Regions from separate parts of the Homo sapiens genome. Here region 2 is linked to region 1. Evidence: chromatin contacts called from ENCODE Hi-C data. All regions are on one chromosome and are shown on one strand. The core of a region is the stretch at or near the end of the contact, and the rest is flanking DNA. Distances in the headings are between cores, read along the strand shown. Region 1 holds the start of ANKRD50 (ankyrin repeat domain containing 50). Region 2 holds the start of SCLT1 (sodium channel and clathrin linker 1).

Evidence for each region. Hi-C counts contacts between places; a loop is a spot of excess contacts on that map. Pooled maps may share reads with other maps.
Region 2: a map of sigmoid colon shows a loop between it and region 1 (11-fold over the local background). The contact joins the promoter of SCLT1 here to the promoter of ANKRD50 in region 1. A Hi-C loop is called at or near these places in 2 of 168 maps with a recorded cell type or tissue (naive thymus-derived CD4-positive, alpha-beta T cell and sigmoid colon) and 9 of 50 pooled maps.

The regions. Positions count from the first base shown.
Region 1 is chr4:124,707,499-124,713,981 of GRCh38, reverse strand. It overlaps ANKRD50 (ankyrin repeat domain containing 50), which reads left to right and starts at 1,250. Exons shown (of 5, transcript NM_020337.3): 1 at 1,250-1,524; 2 at 2,708-3,982. The coding sequence starts at 3,471. RefSeq lists enhancers at 711-1,276, 1,277-1,842 and silencers at 994-1,373, 1,524-1,763.
Region 2 is chr4:129,090,319-129,096,801 of GRCh38, reverse strand. SCLT1 (sodium channel and clathrin linker 1) reads left to right here and starts at 3,263. Exons shown (of 21, transcript NM_144643.4): 1 at 3,263-3,732. The coding sequence starts at 3,699. C4orf33 (chromosome 4 open reading frame 33) reads right to left here and starts at 650. Exons shown (of 6, transcript NM_001099783.2): 1 at 593-650. RefSeq lists an enhancer at 2,999-3,568.

The DNA of each region.
Region 1 (6,483 bases), core at 1-2,500:
CCCTAATTCTGGAGAATTTATACTCTGCCTCTTTTGCTTGTGTTTTAGGAAAGAAGCCCAAAATTCAGGGTACATGAATTAAAATTAAATACTAAGATCAGTAAACCTCAATTGGCACGAATAAACAATATGAAAGAGTAAGCACAAACACGATCTATTTGTTTATCCATCTTTCTTATTGTGATAGCTATACTATGAAATTTCTAAAACTAGATGGGAGACTGGCTTAATATTTTGGCAAATAACCACATGCAAGTTAATGAGGAATGGGAAATAGAGCACTCTGGATTTTAGCATAAACAATTAAAATAAAAAATGCTACATTTCCTATTCCATCAGTTGACGGTATACTTATTTTCCCGGGAGAAATTTGGAATCTAAGCAACTCAGGTCCAGTAAGTGCAAACAACTGACATGCTTAGTCCAACAGGCCCCTGTGAGCAGGCCCTCTAGGGCATTTCCTGACGCCACATGACCAAGACCTTCCCCCCTAGTGGACGCTGCGGGTGATCAAGTGGCCCTGAGGAGCAGGGGCCTGAGACCCAGTCAAGCCTGCTGTCAACCTCCATCTGATGGAGGCCACGTCCTTTTCATGAGGCTGGTAGGAATGTCGCTGTATACCCCCACTATTTCTATTTTCGCAACATTCTTCCCAGTCTTTTCCTTCCTTCTCTTCGTCCCAGCCAAAGTAAAAGCATCCCTGGAATTTAATGGACTGAAAGGAGACCGGACGACTGAGGGGTAGAACGGGGCCCGAAGTGGCTTTGGAAGCAACGGGGTTAAGGGAGAGGCAAAAGGGTTGAGCAGAGAGAGGCAAGAGGCAATCTCCCCCTACCCAACTGCCCCTCCCAGGAGCAGATACGGCACCAACAGCCGGCGAGTCCCTCCGGCCTGGAAGACAAAGGAAGGATCAGGGCCCAGTGGTGACGGGGAGGGTGGGGGCAACGACTCGCGTGAGCTCGGAGACGTGAGAACGCAGCCCCCGCCCCGTTCTCCGCCTCCCCTGAGAAAGGCGGGGCCCCCACGCCGCCCCGAGACAGGTCTCCCCGCCGCGCCGGCAGCGGGTCCCAGGCGGCCGCACACGCCCAGGCACGGGATGCTGCGGGAGAGCGCGGTGGGGGAGGGGAAGGACGCGGAGGCGGAGCCGGCGGGCAAAGAAAGGCCGAGCGGCGGGGCGGGGGCGGGGGCGGGGGCGGGGTCTGGGCTGGGCGGGCGGGGCGGAGCCGGCCGGCCGGGGGCTGCCTGAGACAGTTACTGCCCTGACGGCGGCGGCGGCGGCGGTTGGCCGGTGGGGGCTGGGGCGAGCACGACCGATTCTGCTGGGAAAGCTGGAACTGGCAGCCGCCGGGGGCCAAGAGGAGGATCCGGAGCTGGGAGCGTGCCCCGGGCCCGGCGGAGGAGGCGGCTGCAGTTGGAGTGGAGTCTTGGGAGCGCTGCTGGCAGCGACTTCTCAGCGAAGCAAGTGTCTGAGACTGAGAGTCCCTAACAGCGGCAGCGGCGGCCACGGCGGCGGCTGGGGCCGAGGTAACCGGGGGGCGGCGGCGGCGGTGGAAGCGAGGCCCCTCCCTCGGGTTGGAAGCTGGGAGGCCGAGGCCGTGGCTTGGACCTGACCCAACCACCCACCCTCTCCGGCCTCGAGCCCCAGATTTGCCCTCTTCCCTCGCACCGCCGTCGGCCGGGTGGGAGCGGGAGCGGGGCATGGGGCGGGAGCGCAGAGGCGGAAGCCGACCGGGAGGCGACCCCTCGTCTGGGATTGGCAAGGACCTCAGTCACCCCCTCCCCCTTCAAAAGACACACCCCAATCTCGGTGCGGGGCGGGGTGCAGAGGCGCTCCCAGCCTCTGGAAGGGCAGACCTCGGTGTGGAGGCTGCACCTTCGCTCGTGGCCTCTCTGAGGTGGCTCCCCTGTGGCTCCTCTGGGCGGTTCCAACCCAAGGTGGTGCCCGGCGCTGGGAATCCCGGAGTTCCTTTTGTCTGTCAGCTGAAACTGGAGGCCGGACCTGTGGGCAGACACCCACCAGCACCGAAGCACTCTACTCTTTATCCCTTTCCTGTCTTGGAAGGAATTTCTCTCTAGCAGCCTTTTCTCCGGCCAGACTGGTAGATTTTATCCCTGACCTCCATCCTTGGCCCAGAGGAAGGAAGGATTCACATTTTACTTGTGTTTGCTTTATCATTCTTATAAGAACAGTCATCCCCCATCGTTTTTGTTTTTTTTTTTTAAACCGTTTCCCATCCAGCTGCAACCCTGGTAATCTTCCCCTAGATTTTTGCACATTATCAACAAAGAAGTGTGGCTGGAGGAGTAGACAGTCCTTGACTGACTGGACTGTGTAAGTTAATAGAGCTTCCTTAGCTGGCGCTGTTCTACCAGTCTACTGTGAATGAGCGTTTTGCCTGGAGTTAAGGGTGTTACTGTATGTGCGTAAAGTTTCTCCCCCCCTCCTTTGCTATGGTGAAGTTGCAAAAATCTTGGGTAACTTGATTAAAATGTGGCTGTTTGGGAAGCATAACAATGAGGAAGAAAAATGCAGAAGGGAGAATGTGATTATTTCAGTGGTTTTTGTCCAACTTTTTGAAAGTGCCAAAGGTGAAGTACGTGGATTTTTGAGATTACGTTAACTGGTACACTGCAACCTTTATTGTCCTTAATAAGTTTTTAACATATGATATTTTGCACTGAGGTATTTTTGTTTGTTTTATTTTAGTTACTTGTGGAAATTGTTGATTACCCGGACGTCTTAAAACCAAGAAACCTGTGAACAGGTTCATTAAGAATCTGCTGTCTTGAAAAATGCATATTATGAATGCTTTGAATTAAGAAGGTGTTAACAGTGGTTGTCATTTCTGCCACATAAGAGACTATAATCTGAAACAGTTCCTGGCAGTTGCCCAGATGCCTGAAACTGGCACGATCTAGTACTCTTGAGTGATCATCCTTCAACGAGAAATACAGAGCTACTTACATACTGTACCTCATACCGTATAAATGTAATCTCTCTGATGCCATTTAATGCAGTGGACCTCTTTTCAGAATCTAATTGTCAGATGCAGAATTAACACTTGGAATCTGGAGAAGCATTTTGTACAAATTGAAAGATTGGGTTTTTTCTTTAGTTTTCCACATGTATTGTCTCATCTCTGTTCTTGAAACATCCACAATCACATAAACTCCAGTTATAACCATGGAGTTATGTGACTCATTAAAATTTAGGAAAAGTGTTGCTGAGCTGTGGAATCAGGCGTTTCTCCCTCAGTTCAACAACTAATACATAGACTGCTGATCAAGAATAAGGAACCAAATAAAGTCATGCACGTTCTGTTGACAGAGGAACTCTGTGGCTGTTGAATTTTACTGTAACTAGTTACTCTGTCTTCAGAGTCAACTTAATATACAAGTTATGTCATAATGGATGGAAAGACCTGTGTTGATGTATCCAGACTCTAGCAAATGAAGATAAAAAACCCGTTATGACTAATCCTTGGGAAGAGAAAGTCTGCAAAATGGCTCAAACCAGTTTACTGCAAGGGAAGCAGTTTTACTGTAGGGAGTGGGTTTTCCACAAGCTTCAGCATTGCCTCCAGGAGAAAAGTAACTGCTGCAATAGTGCTGTCAATGCACCATCACTTGTAATGAATTCTGGGAATAATGCTAGTGGTGTCTCTGGAAAGGGAGCTGCCTGGGGTGTGTTGTTGGTAGGAGGGCCTGGCAGTGGCAAGACGGCCCTATGTACTGAACTCTTATGGCCAAGTTCACCTGCAAGTTTGCAGAGAGGTTTACATCGCCAAGCTTTGGCCTTTCATTTCTGCAAAGCCCAGGACTCTGATACTTTGTGTGTTGGAGGGTTTATTAGAGGTCTAGTAGCCCAGATCTGCCGCAGTGGACTACTCCAAGGATATGAGGACAAGCTAAGGGATCCAGCAGTCCAAAGCCTCTTACAGCCTGGGGAGTGCGAGAGAAACCCAGCCGAAGCATTTAAAAGGTAACAATAAAAATGTCATGGTGTTCAGATTTCTATGCTGAAATTAAATTAATTTTTAGTTGTAGTTTTTTGTTTTAACTTTGTGGGTTACTTTTACTGGTGCTGTACATTTGGCCTTAATCTGAAGTTATGAGTATACCTGTTTACTTTGAATATCAAAGGAAGTAAAATTTAGGTTTTGGTATTGCACAGCATATGGATTAAAATGGATTAAAAGTGTATCTTAATTTTACTTAATAACATAATGTTACTTACATTGCCTATAAATGGTAAGGGAAATTTGTTCTTATGGTAGAGAAGCACATTTAGCTGTCTGGAAATAGGTTACATTTTCAGAGGGTGAACTGAACTTAGAGTAATTATCAGTATAGCATCTAGTATCTTTTTATTTTTTTCCTTATAGTAGTAGTATTTTTTTAAGTAAGAAAGGTTTTCTTTAAAGGAGATTATTGGCCACTGAGAATCTGAAGAAAATTTGCTGATGAGTTTTGGGATTTATTCTCCTATTAACTAACTAATTGAAAAACTGGTATTTAGAAGTATGTGAATTTATAAAATAGCGAACATTTGGGATCATCTTACTACTTTTACTTTTAGTGAGTGGTACAAAGAAAGTGTTTTTTCCTAACTTCAGCAAAGCTTTTTTTCCATGGTAAATGGATTGGTCCAGGAAGTGAGCAAGTTGCTTTCCAGAGTGGTTTCAGATTCAAATCTGTTCAAGAAAATATAATTCCTTGAAAACATTTTTTTTTGCATATCATGCCTCTGCTCATTGTAAAAGTAGCAGGCAAATTGTTAGTTTGTGCTTCACTTCTGCTTGAATTACCCATTTTGCCATAAGCTTTTTCTCTACAATAACATTCTTAGCGGGCAAAAGTTTGTTCTCCAAAGATTCTGGTATACTGTGCACTGGAGGTTTGTGTGTGTGTGTGTGTGTGGCTCTCTTCTGCTTGAGTGTGTTTCTAGGAGAGATTTGAATCACTCTAAAAAGAGTGATGTTTGTTTTTATGATATCCTCAAATCTAATGGGGTGAAATCTATACATTTTGAAAGTAATATTGAAAATATTTAATAGTAATTACAGTAAACAGTAAGTGTCAGTCATTATTCTAAGTGCTTTACAAATATTAGATCATTTAATCCTCATAATAATCCTGTGAGGTAGTTACTACTCCCATTTTATAGATGAGGAAACTAAGGTACAGAGAGGCTAAATAAATTGTTCAAGGTTACAGACTAGTAAATGGCAGGGCTGAGATTTTAAATGTGTGTGTGTGTATGTGTGTGTGTGTGTGTGTGTGTGTGTGTATGTGTTAGTAATCTTAGAAATTCTCTGGGGGACTTGATGGGAAGAGGAGGGGTTTAGAAGGTTATGTATGGCAAAGCTGGAGAACAGGAGTTGTGTCACAGTGTGGTTTGAGTGTGGTTTTCAGATTACCCATATAGTGATAGAGGGAGTGGTATTCTAGAATGAGAGTTAGGGATGGTACAGAATTCAAATATGGGAGGAATTTATTAAAGTCAGCCAAAGGGATGTATCTTTGAGAGGTGTGATATTCTTGTAGACTCTTTAATATGTAAATTTAGTCCAATAAAACTAAAGGCAAATCTATTATCTTTTGTTGTTAGCCATCAAAGTCAGCGTTAAAACTGTTGTATCATTCTTAAATTAATGAGGAAATCTGTTAGTTGATGCCTGTGGCATGTGAGATGCAAGGTTTGATGGAGAGTGTTCAATATGGAATCACTGTACAGAATAAATAATGTAGTCTTTAATATAAAACTATACCTTTTAATAGAATTAAAACTGTACATAAGCAACTCTTTTCTTCTTACTGCTTTTTCTGAAGATACTAGTGGCAGAGCAGAATTTTCATTTCTTTGTGATAAGTAATTTCATAAGCTATTTAGGTTTATTGACACCTACCAATAACTTTCAAAGAGCTTAGTCTGAGGTGAACTTAATCTGATGTAACCAAGGTATGTAATTTATAATTTATTGAAATTCATATGTAAATTTCTGATACCTGAATGTTGAATGTTTAAAAATCATGTCTGATTACTGTATTTTTGATATATTCTGATCCTAAGCATAGCTTTCTCTATGGTATCATAGATTTTCCTGAAAAATAATTCTTTTATTCAATTGTTTCTTTTATTTTTTCTTTTTCCTGTGTGATTCTCAGTTATTAGCTAATTGAAGAGGAAGAAGAAGCAATTAGAGCTGTGTGTAAAAACCATACCAGCCCTGCTTTTCTGATTGACAGAAGGAGCCAATCACTTTGCATTCCCAGTTTACACTTTAATAAAAGAGAAGGCTTTAGTCTTTCTACTTGGACCATTTTGGTGCTCTTCACTGATTTCTTACTGGACTTTTCAAAAACCTGAGTCACTTTCTTTCTTCATCGTTAAAGTAATTGATCATGATATTAATTAGGGAACTATGGTATTGAAACACTCTTTTTGATCATTCATAGAGACACATTTCCATTACAACTGTG
Region 2 (6,483 bases), core at 2,014-4,513, 4.4 Mb before region 1:
AGATGATTACTGTCCTGCAATGCAATTTTAAGTTTGGCTGTTTAGACTTTCTTAATACAATATTTATTGTTACTCTGTATGTTTCTACTTTTAACCTCTATTCTTCAAATTGCTCTTAAAACAAGTTAAAAAAATAAATTTTCAATTGTTCTGATTGCTTTATCTTTACCTGGAAAGACCTCTAAAAGGAAACGAAGGAAGAGAAAGGAGACCGAACACTGGAGCATTAAGAACCCAGGAAAAGAAAAAATGTCCGCAAAGTTTAAAAGAAATAAGTTATGGTAAAGGTGTTTTCTCAACCAAATGATCTGCAAGGAAAATTTCCAAATTCCTCTGCTCAACAAAAATTTCTTTAGTTTTTCTACAATAATGATTTCTTTTCAGTTTCCATACCTCCCCGAGGCCCCGCCCATTTATCAGGGAAACGGAGAAATGAGGAAGTCAGCCTGAAAGGGGGAGTACGCTCACTTAGCAGGAGACAGCTGAAAAGTAAAATACTTTTCAGTATTTTCCAGAGATCAAGCGAAAAACAAGACCTGGCGACGACGAAAGGAATGTCAGAGAGAAGAGGGAACAACTAGAGAACACAGACCACGAAGCTTTTCTCAAACACTGGCTTCTTCTTTTCAGCCGAGGTCACAGGAGAGGGCTCGGCTTTAGGCTCCACCCAGCTGCCTACACGTTCTGGGGGAGGGGCTTAGAACACTGAAGCTAAGACGCTTGATTTTTCTAGGAAAGAAAGATGTTGAAGGGCCACACATGAACAACTGAAGACTTCTAATCGTTCCACTAAAGTATGAGTGGTTTCCTAGAAGAAGGAAGGGTGATTCAGAAATATAAATACTGTGCAATAATTTGAAAATCAACTGTAAATCATTAAGATTACAATATAACATGTACAGAAATATTTCATTTAATACAACTAAAGGCTAACTGGCCATATAAGCAAAAACTATAAATTATATTATACCAGCTATAAACTATATTATACTATATTCCTGGGGAGGCATGTTCATAGCAGTTAACAATTGTGAAATTAGAACCATACTGCCTGGGTTCAAATCTCAACTCAGGCACTTGCCAGCTGTGTGATCTGTTCTGATCCTTGCTTAAACTTCTAACTTTGTATTCTTCCTGGTACTTTGCACATAGTACTGGGTGCTCAATGTCAATTGATCAACCAAATGAATGTTAGTGAAATGTCACTAATTTTCAATCTATACAACTTTAGGGGTTTTCTTTATTGCAGAAAAGTCATATAAAAACATTAAATGGTGGCTTGACAAGAGTTACACACAAACTACATACATTTCTGCTTGTCATTCCTTGTATTCAATTTATACTAATAGATACTTTTCATGAACATCCACTGAATTCTTTCATTCCTTCCATCAGATATTTAATCAACTCTGTGTTCCAGGTATTATGATGGAGCCTGGAGACAAACTACAAAACATGACAGATAATGCAGGAAGGAGCATGAAGTAAGTACTAAGGTGGCACCTACCTTGGGAGAAGTGGATAAAGAACTCAGGAGATGTGAAAAGGAGGAACATGAGAGGGGATCCTTTAAGGATAAGTGAAATCATCACAATTTTGTTTCCTAATGATGAAACTTATGTTGAAAATACTCCATTAAAATTCAACTACTAAAATCTTGTAACCACAAACACAAACGCAAAAACAAAAAACTATCATGATCATAATTATGATCATGTAAGCTAAAAAATTCGAGTGCAGACATAAAAGTTTTCACCTGAGATATTCACTTTATGTAAATACCACTCATCAGTTATAGCCAGAAGGTATTTGCTTCCATCCAGTTTGGGTGTAAGCGTAGAGTTAAGTCTATAATTATTTATTTGATGCCAAGTAGAAATACGACAATATACAAGGTTCAAATGTGGGAGAAGTTACAAGCAAGTCCTTGGAGAGTCAGTGAGATGTTTATGAAGAAAGAGTCATATACTGAACTTCAAAAACGAGTTGGACCTTGCACACTCAATTTTCCCTTAGCTATAACGTTTATACAAAAAGTTTTTGTGTAAACGTTATAGCTACTAAAAATCAGAACAAGTTCAATTATCACCAACTCAAAGCTGGATTAGACCTTTTCAATGATTATTAAGCTACACATCCATATTTAACAGCTAGTCTTTAGAGGAAGGGACCATCTCATTCTATTAACAGTGAGTATTGAGTAAGGCCTTCAGATGCCTAACTGCATATATTTGAATACATTTTTAAAATTTCTTAACACATATCGCTAAGGTTACTTTGTTTATATGACATTATGAGTACGGGACAACAAAACTCTTAAGCCGTTAAACAGAAAGCCAAATCAAGCTGCATCTATGACATGCCTGTTTAGTGAAACTTTACTTCAGTCCATAAAAATACAATTTATTAAAAGCACAAAACTAGTGGCTAGCTTCAAGTTAACATTTTTGTTGCTAGTGGTGAGATTTCCTCTAATGTTAAATGATTTTTTTTAAAAAAATACGTTTTAAGTCCAGACAAAATTAATTTTCAAAAATGAAAATTGTAATCTATCCACAAATGTAAGTTTTACCGTTTTGTTTTTTGCAAAAAAAAGTACCTTTTATCTTTCCTTATATTTGAGGAAACAAGCTTATCTTTGAAGAAGTAGCTGCTGAATTTGCAAGATCTTTTGAGTACTTCTAACTACACGCTTTATTACTACACAGTTAAATATTTAAACAACAGTTGTCTCCTTTGTCTAAAGACCCACAAAGACCGAGAAGGTACTTACCTTCTTGAGATGACCAAATCCAAACCTAGAACTCCTCCAGAGGTACAGCCTTGGTGGGAGATTCTGAAGACGCCAGTCTGGCTTCTATCCCTAGCCGCAGGAACCTGCATCTTTTACTTAGTCCAGAAAGGCTTAGTATATTAGTAACCCAAAGATAGTGAGGGCATTTAAACTGTGTATTTCATTCTCTACTCACGTTTGCATTTTGGTTTTTTGTTTGTTTGTTTGTTTGTTTTAAAGAGGTTGGGCCTCACTACCTGGAGACACTGTCCCACCAGTTTGGCCGCCGCGCCAAGCCGGTGGCTCAGCCCGCTGTCATCCAGGTTCTCACGACTCCTCCCATTGCTTGACAGCCAGCCAATAGCGTGCTAGGACTCTAGGACGCGCGATGGCGTAAGCTCCAACGCCCGCGTGATGACGCAAGAGGCGCCACCGTCTCCAAGGAGTGGTCCGGGGCACCGGTTTCAAAGTCGCAGGGCGGGCCGAGTGGACTTCCGCTGCTGGCCTGGGGCTTCCCAGCCGTCTTGGCGTTGTCCTCTCCAACCCCCGCCGCTCCGCGTAGAACGCCGCTCTCAGGCTGCCGTCAAGCTCCCGCGGCACTCTCCTAGGTGGCCCGACGAGACCCAGAGTGACCCGCGGGACGCCTGTATCGACCGCGTCCTCTTCCCACCAGCGTGGGATTCGGTTGAACGTGGAGTCCCCAGCAATCTTCAGTCTCTCACCAGGGCCAGGGACTCGTCTGGGGCGCGGGGGAAAGAAGCGTGGCGGGGCTGTAGATGCCGCGTGAGTAGGATGCAGATTGCACCGCTGGAGCGCTTGACAACCAACCGAGCGTTGGCTTAGTTTTGTTTTCCCGCACAGCAAGCTCTCTGTCTTTCAGAGGAAGGTAAAGGTGGTGAAAGCTCTAAACTAAAATTGTATCGAAATGGCTGCAGAAATCGACTTTCTGAGAGAGCAAAGTAAGCTCCATGTTTTTTTGAGACTTCATATACAATGTTTAATATCGTCGTCGTTGACCGACAAATCTTTTTTGAATGCTGGTTGGGTACATTTAAATTGGTAAAGAGTTAAAGAAGTTAGTTGCAGGAAAAAAAAAACCTTGATGTTATACGTGAGGATGTGTGTATATTTAAGCAGAACCGTGTGGTAGTACTTGTAGCTTACACAGAATTCTACTAGACGCTAAACATGTTTGTTATGCTCCTCTCGTGCTCTGAAGATTAGAAGGCTAATGGCCAGCAGGAGTTTCCAAGTGTGCATTTAAAATCTAGGGGCACAGCTCTCTGGCCATTTATTAAAAAGATGTTTATTGAACTCCTGTTTCTATTATGTACCAGACACTATGGAAGAACAGCTGCTGCAAAGATAAACAGGACAGTTTTTACCTCCAAGAATTTAATTTGGGGAGGGAAATGTATTCCAAAATATATTGAAGTGACAGCAACTGCTGGCTCTTTTGCCACAGTCTCATAGGGTTGTTGGAAAGATTAAATGAATATTAAAATATGTAAAGGATTTAGAATAGTATCTGATACATTGTGTTAAACAAATATTAACTATTACACGATTATTATTAAAATATGTTCAAGGAAGGTGCTATTGGGCTGAAACGTGCAGTACAAATATGAATTTACTATATGAAAAACTCTAGGCATCCCAAATAGAACAATATTTGTGACACTGAGGGGATTAGGAATATGCTTTGTTAAAGACTTGCAATACGGCTGGTTTGAGTGTAATATTGATGTAAATTGAATTGGAATATTTATATAGGGAAATGGCAAGTGCAGTTGAAGGCGTAGAAAGGGGCTGGATGGTGAAGGGCCCTGTCTTCTCTGTGCTAAGGAGTATGGACCATTGCATGGGTTATAGGAATTCAGTTGAGAGTGGCATGATCAAATTGTAGTTTAGAAGGCCCGGTCTGATTTTTACGGGGAATATGCATTATAGCAGAGTGCAGTTAGTTGTCTACTGTCATCATTCAGGTAAGAAGTAAACTAAGTTGGGCACAGGGAGACTGGAGATCAGGGGATTTGAGAGAAAGAGGTAGAGAGCAACTTAGTTTTTGCTTGAGCAACGGGGAAGTTAGGAAAAAGGTAGTAAGTTCCGTTTTGGTAGCATTATAGACCAGTGGTTAAGAACTCAGTCAGCCTCTGGATTTAGTCTGTCTGGGCTCACAGCCTACCTCTTTCCAGGTCTGTGACCTCGAGCAAGTTTCCTAGCTTTTCTGCACCTCAGTTTTCTCATTTATATAATGAGTATAAGAACACAAGAATCCTCTTGAAGTTGTGAGACTTAAATGAGATGATGAAAAAGCATTGAGCATAGTGTCTGGCACATATTAAGTGCATGGTATATGTTATCTAAAATAATTAATGACACTATAATGACACAATAACATTAGCATTATTTCTTAGGTTTGCAGTGGGAATATCCCCACCCCATAAGAACAGCTAACTGGCCACCGTAAGAGTAGTGTGGGACAGGAATTGGTTGATGAGGAGTTTGGCTAGAGTCAGGATAGTACTTGAGGTGGTCAGAAACTATTAATTTTATAAGAATGATCCAGCCAGAATTCTTAGATAAAACTGAGATCCAAATACCAGGGGAAAACAAATAAGACAACTGAAGCATAGTAACATTTTTTTAAAAATGAGTGGTATTTAATAGTTCCATGGAAGACAAGTGGAGTGCAAGAAGGAAATCTCAAGCAGAAGGAGCAGAAGAAGGAATGGTTCAAAGGCTTAAAATAACTGATTTTATTCAGGAAATCGGAGCATAGAATGGTAGCGTTTGCATGAAGAGATAAGAATGAGAGTTGAGTGTCTGTGTCGCTCTCCTTTTTTCTTTAACCGGATTTTGCATGCCATTTGAAGGTGGTGGGTTATTCCATTAAGTGACCCACCTAAATACCAGCCCAGATAAAGATAGATCACTTGCCTTCTTTCCACCTGCCTCTGACTTTTTCTACACTGATTTCTGTTGATCTTGATTGTCTCTTTGTTCCGTTTGGATTTGGGAGCCCAGGTCAAGACCATTTGTTTTGGTACTTCTCAACTCATGTTTTGGTACTTCTCAACTCATGTTTGGTACTTCTCAACTCTCATGTCCCCACATGACATTTCCTCTGATAATTACTATTTCAGCTTTACATATCATAACGACAGGCAGCTCCACACTCAACCAGGCTACTAGTAGAGTAAGCTTGTAGCATATTTGCTGTGCACCGTTCTTCCACCTTTGTCTGGGAAAGATCAGTTAGTTTTTAGGAACCTGTTCAAAGAGGTACTTGCATTATCAATCTAAGGAACTAAGAATTCATTCATTAGTGGGGTGTGAGACTCACTGGCAGAGTGGTGATGGACTTATTTTTTCTTTTCATTCTCTTAATAGTGTTGGAGCCAAACATTTTTAATTTTGATGAAATTTAATTCATCAATTTGTTCTTTTATGAATTGTGTTTTTGGTGTCATAAAAGAAATCATTGCCTAACCCAAGGCTGCAAAGATTTCTTCTATATTTTCTTCTAGGAGTTTTATAGTTTTAGGTTTTACATTTAGATCTATGGTTCATACAGTTAAATTTTATACAAGGGATGAGGTAAGGATCCAGGCCACTTTCTTGCATTGGATGCCCAAATGGAAAAACTACCCTTTCTCCATTGAATTACCTTTGCTCCTTTGCAGTTGTTTATATATGTATGGATCTAT